2 separate regions of the Homo sapiens genome follow, and region 2 is linked to region 1. Evidence: chromatin contacts called from ENCODE POLR2A ChIA-PET data. All regions are on one chromosome and are shown on one strand. The core of a region is the stretch at or near the end of the contact, and the rest is flanking DNA. Distances in the headings are between cores, read along the strand shown.

Region 1 (3,740 bases), core at 515-3,014:
CAGCCTGGGTGACGGTGTAAGACCCTGTCTCAAAAACAAAAAAAATCAAGTGTCATTGCACTGGGAGCCCATATTAGCCAAGTTAGGGGTGGCCATATAACCTAGACTCATGGTATGGGGTGGGTGGTTAAGAACGGCTTCCTGGAGAAGGTGATATTTAAGGGAAGTCTTTCAGGAGCTGACCTGAAGGTGAATTTTGTTTATTTTTATTTATTTTATTTATTTTTTATTTTTTGTTTATTTTTTTTTGAGATGGAGTCTCGCTCTGTTGCCCAGGCTGGAGTGCATTGGCACGATCTCAGGTCGCTGCAAGCTCCGCCTCCTGGGTTCAAGCAATTCTCCTGCCTCAGCCTCCCGAGTAGCTGGGACTACAGGCACCCGCCACCACGCCTAGCTAATTTTTTTCTTTTTTTTTTTTTTTTTTTTTGTATTTTTAGTAGAGACGGGGTTTCACCGTAGCCAGGATGGTCTCGATCTCCTGACCTCGTGATCCGCCCACCTCAGCCTCCCAAAGTGCTGGGATTACAGGCGTGAGCCACCGAGCCCGGCCCTGAAGGTGAAATTTTTAAAGGAAAAAGGAACATTCAGGCCAAGGAGACTATCTATGCAAAGGCCAGGAGCAAAAGGCTTAGGGCACTTGGGGAATAGGAGCTAGTTGAGCTTCCAAGGTTGGGTACAAGGTACAGTTTTTCCCAAGTCGTTGGAGCTCCAGTTGCTCCTGGGGGTCACAGCCTTATCTGAAGTTGGCAGACAACTTCAAAACTGTGACACCACAGCTCACAATTCATTCATCCCCACACTGCAGACCAGTGGCTCCTCAAAGGTCCCAAGACCTGTGGTTGCTTCCAGATCACAAGGCCTCCTCCCTAAGACAGGGACCCAGCCAACCTGGGTCACCCCATTACTATTCTGGGCAATTGGCCACGACCATTCTGGATCCTGCCCTCCCGGGGCGTGCTGCAGTGACAGCCTACCAGCCTCTAGCCCAGTGCTTCCCTACCCTATCCTAGCTCACGGTAGAATCCCTGGAATTAAACCAACTAACCAACAAACCAAAAAATGCCCAGTCTTCACCCAAAACACTTACATGAGGATCTGTCCTGCTACACATCGGTGATTTCAAAAGCATTTGTCAAGACATTGAACTGTACATTTAAGATCTATGCATTTTACTATATGTAAATGATATCTGAAAATAAGTTCCCAGGGGACTCTAACGCAGTGTGAAGAACTACTGGTCTAGACCGAGGGCTCCAGCACCCAAGAAGACACCATGTGCCTCGTACCCCATCGTACACACACGTTTCTTGGGACTTCGCTCTGAACTGGAGCGTCCACGATTCAGGGGGCAATGAGATTCGACCCAAAGGCAGTTCATTTAACATCTGTTTTTCTCCCAGCAACCAGCTCGCCTAAGCTTCTGATTGGCTGGAGGGCACGGGGCCTTTCGCTTCGCGTTTTGTTTGTAGATTCTTATTGGTTAAGAAGAGCGTCAGTCTCCCACCGCGTAAGAGTGTAGTCGGCGTTGAAACTCGGCGGCGACTGGTCCAGCAGAACCAGGGACGGGGAGAAGGATCAAGCTAGCTCTTCATTGGTCCCTTCCCCTCGGTGTTGGCCACGAATCCGCCCCTCTCTCCAAGTTCCGTTAGCTCGCGGCTTCGCTCCTCTCCCAGACTCTCGCCCCCATTGGCTGCAGGCCACGCCGTCGCCCCGCCCCCCGGTCCTTCCAGCGCGCCAATTGGCGGCTGCGTGGAACGTGCCAGGGAGAGCGCGCCGTGCCCGCGGAGAGAGCGCGGCGCGGGAGGCCGGCGGCCGGCCGGCTGCATGGCGCGCTGCGAGAGGCTGCGCGGAGCGGCCCTGCGCGACGTGCTGGGCCGGGCGCAGGGGGTCCTGTTCGACTGTGACGGGGTGCTGTGGAACGGCGAGCGCGCCGTGCCGGGCGCCCCGGAGCTGCTGGAGCGGCTGGCGCGGGCCGGCAAGGCGGCTCTGTTTGTGAGCAACAACAGCCGGCGCGCGCGGCCCGAGCTGGCCCTGCGCTTCGCGCGCCTCGGCTTCGGGGGGCTGCGCGCCGAGCAGCTCTTCAGCTCCGCGCTGTGCGCCGCGCGCCTGCTGCGCCAGCGCCTGCCCGGGCCTCCGGACGCGCCGGGCGCCGTGTTCGTGCTGGGCGGCGAGGGGCTGCGCGCCGAGCTGCGCGCCGCGGGGCTGCGCCTGGCCGGGGACCCGAGCGCGGGGGACGGCGCGGCCCCGCGCGTGCGCGCCGTGCTTGTGGGCTACGACGAGCACTTCTCCTTCGCCAAGCTGAGGGAGGCGTGCGCGCACCTGCGCGACCCCGAGTGCCTACTCGTGGCCACCGACCGTGACCCATGGCACCCGCTGAGCGACGGCAGCCGGACCCCTGGTGAGCGCGGGAATGGCGGGGAAACTGAGATGGGGGCGACCTGCGCATTCGCCTCCACGCCTAAGGGTGAGGGGCGGGGAAGAGGCGTCTCCAGGTGGCAGGTGGGGAACAGGAGAGTGCGAGGGAGGCCCAGGGTGCTTTGGTGTGGGGGGCGGTTGATCCCTGTAGCCGTCATCCTGTGAGGCGCAGCAGTGTGGTCCCTGTTGGACAGATGAGGAAACTGAGGCCCTTTGTAACTTAGGGAGTTGGGCGGAATTCTGCCCTACCCACCATCGGGGTGGGGTTGGAGAGGAAGCCTGGGAGGATTGTCCCCCTGTGTGAGGGTTGAAACACCATTCCCAGAGGCAGGGTGTAGGCAGGTGTGTGGGGAGCAAAGGCGGTGGAGTTTGACCTCAGTTCCAGGTCCAGCTCCAGCTTCACAGCTGTGTAATCGTGTTCAGTTACATAACCTCCAAGCATCTCTGCCTGGGTGAGAAATGGCAGTGCTCAGCATGCCCGGTGACGGTGATCAGGGTGAGTGCCTGGCACATAGTAGGTGTTCAGATGATGTAAGTTGTAGCCAGAGTCCCCCATGTTACAGAGAACTTAATGAAACAGCTTTGTGTGTGTTCTTCTTTGGTTTCCAAATTACTCTGGAGATGGAAGTTATTGTCCCATTTCTCAAGTAAAGAGACTGAGGCAGCCGGATGCAGTGGCAACAGCCTGTAGTCCCAGCTACTCGAGAGGCTGAGGCGGGAGGATTGCTTGAGCCTAGGAGGTCAAGGCTGTAGCGTGCTATCATTGCATCTGTGAAAAGCCACTGTACTTCAGCATGGGCAACATAGTGAGACCTTATCTCTAAAAGAAGAGGAAAGAAACTGAGACTAAGAGAAGGGAAGTGAGCTGCCCAAGAACAGATATAGTGAGCCCCTCCACCTCCTGTGTCCCCACACACCTGCCTCCATCCTGCCTCTGGGAATTGGTGTTTCAGCCCTCACAAGTAGGGACAGTCCTCGCAGGCTTCCCCTCCAACCCTCCAACCGCACCCCAATGATGGGTGGGGCAGAATTCTGCCAGCAACTCTCTGGCAGAGTGATAGAGCGCGGGAACCTGAATTTGGCCTTTGTGACACCGACCTCCAGGGCAGTCTTCACTGCTGTCATCTTGCGAGTTCAGCCCTGCAGGGGAGGCAGAAGCAAAAGGAGGCTCCTCCATTGTGGAGGGTTTGCGTTAGACAAGAGCAGGTGGCAGCAGAGGCTAATTGGCAGTGGTCAGTGTGTGTGGACAGGTTAATAGCCCAGTCAGTATACTGGGGCCGTGGACAGATCTCTGTCACTCCGTCTCTGTTGGCCACTGACCCGGA
Region 2 (4,026 bases), core at 1-2,500, 4.9 Mb after region 1:
GGTACACCAGGGCCTCACACATGCTGGCCTCTCTACCTGGCGTGTCACCCTCTTCCCTCCCGCTCACCTCAGGTTTAGCTCAAACCTCGCTTCCTCAGGAGAGCCTTAGCATCACCTCCGCCCCTCCTGCCAGCTCAGATCCCACTGCCTGTGCCTTCACAGCTTCTCTTAACAGTCTGGAGGCTATATTGATGAGATTCTTTGGTTAATCGCTGGCACACCCATGACTGTAATCCTCATAAAGCTAGGAACTGCTTCTATTTTTCTCACACCTCCGTCACAGTACCGGTTGGCGTAGAGCTGCGGTCCCTGAACTCAGGAAGCTCAGTTGCAATAACGGAGAAGACAATTAACAAGCATACAGCAAACTTGTATCAATTGTGAAAGAAACATTACAGGGTGATGGGGTGGCAGAGGTCTTCTTTCCATAGGCCATCACGGATGGCCTCTTTGAGGAAGCAACATTAAAGCTCAGGCCAGAACGCCACTGTGCAACAAACCGGCACAGCACGTGCAAAAACCCAGAGGGGGGAAAAAGCATGTTCCCTCAGAGGAACAGAAAGAGCTTTAGGTCGGCACCAGCCAGACCACGTGGCCCACACAGGTTAAGAAGTCTGGTTTTTGTTTTAGAAGCTACCTGATAAAGCCACTGGAGGGAATGCAGTAGGTGTGGCGCCTATCGTGGGCGCGGCAGACATGATCGAATCTAAATGTCCTTAAAAGAACATTCTGGCACGTGGGTGGAGAACAGAAGCAGGGGCAAGAGGAGAAGGAGGGCAACCGAGTAGGAGGGCCTATAACAGCCCAGGTAAGAGCTGATGGGGGATGGACTAGGAGCAGAGGCGATGAGAAGGGGATGGGCTCACCTGGACGAGCGGGTGTGGACGGAAATGGGTTTGTCCTGGGTGAGAGTGTGGACAGAGGCGGGCTCACCCAAGGGAAGCGTGGACCAAGTTGGGCTCGCCCCGGGAGAGTGAGCAGGCAGAAGGGCGCCGCCTGGGTCCTCGGGACCCCGGAGCCTCAAGACCTGCGGAGCCTGGGGCCACGGGCCACCGGGGCTCACACCCAACCGTGCGGCCGCTCCTGGGGACCCCCGGCCGTCGCCAACCCCCAAACACCTCCCGGCGATGCCTGACCGCCCCCGGTCTCGCGTCCCGGAGCCCCTCACCTGCGTAGCCCAGTGGGCTGGGGATACGGTCCTCCGGGTCCCGCGCGGCGCACTTCCTCCTGCGCGCCACCATCTTGCCACCCGGGAGCGCGGGGGCCGCCGGGAGTTGCGGTTCGGCGCCGGCGCGAGCGCGTTTTCGTGGCGCCTGCCCCGCCCCCTCACTCCAAGCCCGCCTCCCCGGCCCCGCCCGCCATGGCCCAACCTTCATCCGCTCAGAGATAAATCAGCGCGCGAAAGTGGGAGCGAATGTCAGAGTTGACCCCGGCCAGTCACGAGTGCGAACTCAGCTTTCCACTCATGCATTCACACGTTGAATAGGCAGTGTGAGAGAAATCCAGGATGGCTGCTAGGTTTTCAGTCTGAGCAACTAAGAGGATGGTGTTGCCATTGACTGAGATGGGAAGACTGCAGGAGAGGGGCCTGCTTGGGGGTGAAAATGGAGTAGATCAGTTCTCTGTGAGCCGTGGTGAGATGCCCATTAGGCCACTCAGGGGACATGTCAGGTGGGCACTTAGATATGAGACTGAACAGACTGAACATCAGAGATGTCAGGCCTGGAGCAATACACACGGGACTGGCCATGGATAGGTTATTGACAGTTACGAGAGGAGCCGGGTGCGGTGATTCATGCCTGTAATCCCAGCAATTTGGGAGGCCGAGGGGGGCGGATCACTTGAGGTCAGGAGTTCCAGACCAGCCTGGCCAACATGGTGAAACCCCGTGTCTACTAGGTACAAAAAGTAGCCGGGCGTGGTAGTGCATGCCTGTAATTCCAGCTACTCGGGAGGCTGAGGCAGGAGAATCGCTTGAACCCAGGAGGCGGAGATTGCAGTTAGCCAAGATCGCCCCACTGCAATCCAGCCTGGGCAACAGAGCGAGACTCTGTCTCAAAAAAAAAAGAAAGAGAAAAAAAAAGAAAGTTATGAGAGGGTGTGATCGCCAAGGGAGCAAGTGTAGATAGGGGAGAAATGAAGTCCAAGGACTCCACTTTTCTGGACTCCAAAGGGCCTCTCAGACTGTGTACCCGCCAGCCCTTGATGTATCTACTATTTCTCTTTTCCCAGTGTACAGTTGCTTCTTGGAAATGCTGTCGGCCCCTTTGGGGAAAGATTAGGAGCCTACTACTGCAAATATTTGTGGTCTGGAGGGGACCCAGCCTCCCTTTCAGTCAGTGACCTCTGGTTCTGAGGCCTAGCTTAGGCCTGGAAACTGGATGAGGGGTTGGGATTTTCCATCAGCAGCTGCCATTACTGTCCTGTTCGCTCGTTTTTTGTTTTTGATCTTTCTTTGCTTAGCGCAGTCAAGCAGTGTTGGGGCTTCCGTGGCCCCTGGGAATACCGTGGTCTACTAGCATTCACCAGAGACTCCTGTGCGCCCAGGATCCCTGGCAGCCACTCTGGCCTTGCTCCTGTTCTGACAGTCACATCAACCGAACCTCTGCTCTCTGGAATCCTATCTCCTGCTGACCTTTCCGAGCCCGGCTCCAGTCCTATTTGCCCTCTTCTACCCTGGCCTCAGAGGACGGCCATGCCGATTGCCCATTGATGCCTAGACCCCCCACTAGTCAAAGCAGTCTCTGGTGAACCCTCCAGAAATACGGTCATCTGGCTTCTCAGATGTTGCATAATAAATCTGTGCCTGCACATCCCCCTCCCCGAGGCCTTTGGCTCCTTCTCAGTGCCCTGCCACCATCGTTCTGTTATCTCCCTCTCATGTATTGCTTCCACGCTTCAAGGAGCCATCTCGATGGATATCAGGACTGGCCACACAACATCACTTTTTTTTTTTTTTTTTTGAGATGGAGTCTCGCTGTGTCGCCAGGCTGGAGTGCAGTGGCGCGATCTCCGCTCACTGCAACCTCCGCCTCCTGGGTTCAAGCAATTCTCCTGCATCAGCCTCCTGAGTAGCTGGGATTACAGGTGTGCACCACCATGACCAGCTAAATTTCTTATTTTTGATAGACACAGAGCTTCGCCATATTGGCCAGGATAGTCTCGATCTCTTGGCCTTGTGATCCGCCCACCTCGGCTTCCCAAAGTGCTGGGATTACAGGCATAAGCCTTTTTTTTTTTTTTTTTTTTTTTTTTTTGAGACGGAGTCTCACTCTGCTGACACCCAGGCTGGAGTGCAGTGCTGCCATCTCAGCTTACTGCAACCTCCACCTCCCGGGTTCAAGCAATTCTCCTGCCTCAGCCTCCCAAGTAGCTGGGATTACAGGCATGTGCCACCACACCCAGCTACTTTTTTGTATTTTTAGTAGAGACAGGGTTTACCATGTTGGCCAGGCTGGTCTTGATCTCCTGACCTCAGATGATCTGCCCACCTCGGCCTCCCAAAGTGCTGAGATTACAGGTGTGAGCCACTGCACCCAGCCTAGAATTCAAGACTCTTGAGCCCATCTATCCAGACGTTCCCTGCCCTAGGTGACAGTGTCCGCTCCTTCACTTCTGTGCTCCTTGACTGGAGCACAGCACTTAGCACAGCCGTTCATCTGCCCTGATTCAAACTCCACAGTTCTCATCAGGTTCTAGGCCTTTATCAGCACAATGTGACCTGTCTTTAAACACGTCTCTGGAAGCCCCTCCTGATTTTCACCTTGGGCTATAAGTTGATAAATGGCTGTCCTGAGGCCTGTTGTTTTCTTCCTTCAGCCCACTGATGCCACTCGATCAATTAACTCCACTTTCTTTATAATTACCACTGCCCATGTATTTCATGGGTCAGGAATTTGGGCAATGCTCTGCTAGGAGATTTTGTTTCTCCCTGTGGCACTGACTGAGGGCATTTGATGGTATTCAGCTGGCATATGGGCTGCACTAAAGGTTCCAAGTCACTTCACTCACATCGCAGCATCTCAG

What was found. ChIA-PET counts read pairs that join two places held with the same protein, here RNA polymerase II (POLR2A).
Region 2: POLR2A ChIA-PET joins it to region 1 with 10 read pairs in activated CD4-positive, alpha-beta T cell. The contact joins the promoter of RRP7A here to the promoter of PDXP in region 1. POLR2A ChIA-PET finds 5 or more read pairs at or near these places in 2 of 52 experiments (T-cell and activated CD4-positive, alpha-beta T cell).

What each region holds. Positions count from the first base shown.
Region 1 is chr22:37,656,959-37,660,698 of GRCh38, forward strand. It overlaps PDXP (pyridoxal phosphatase), which reads left to right and starts at 1,765. Exons shown (of 2, transcript NM_020315.5): 1 at 1,765-2,398. The coding sequence starts at 1,825. It overlaps PDXP-DT (PDXP divergent transcript), which reads right to left and starts at 1,419. Exons shown (of 6, transcript NR_109952.1): 1 at 1,297-1,419. RefSeq lists enhancers at 1,322-1,391, 1,402-1,451, 1,640-2,141, 2,968-3,479, 3,480-3,740 and silencers at 1,642-1,951, 2,152-2,261.
Region 2 is chr22:42,518,546-42,522,571 of GRCh38, forward strand. RRP7A (ribosomal RNA processing 7 homolog A) reads right to left here and starts at 1,251. Exons shown (of 7, transcript NM_015703.5): 1 at 1,169-1,251. The coding sequence starts at 1,241. It overlaps LOC124900479 (a long non-coding RNA gene), which reads left to right. Exons shown (of 3, transcript XR_007068117.1): 1 at 1-808. RefSeq lists silencers at 1,003-1,132, 1,143-1,312, 1,333-1,392 and enhancers at 1,573-1,632, 2,158-2,452.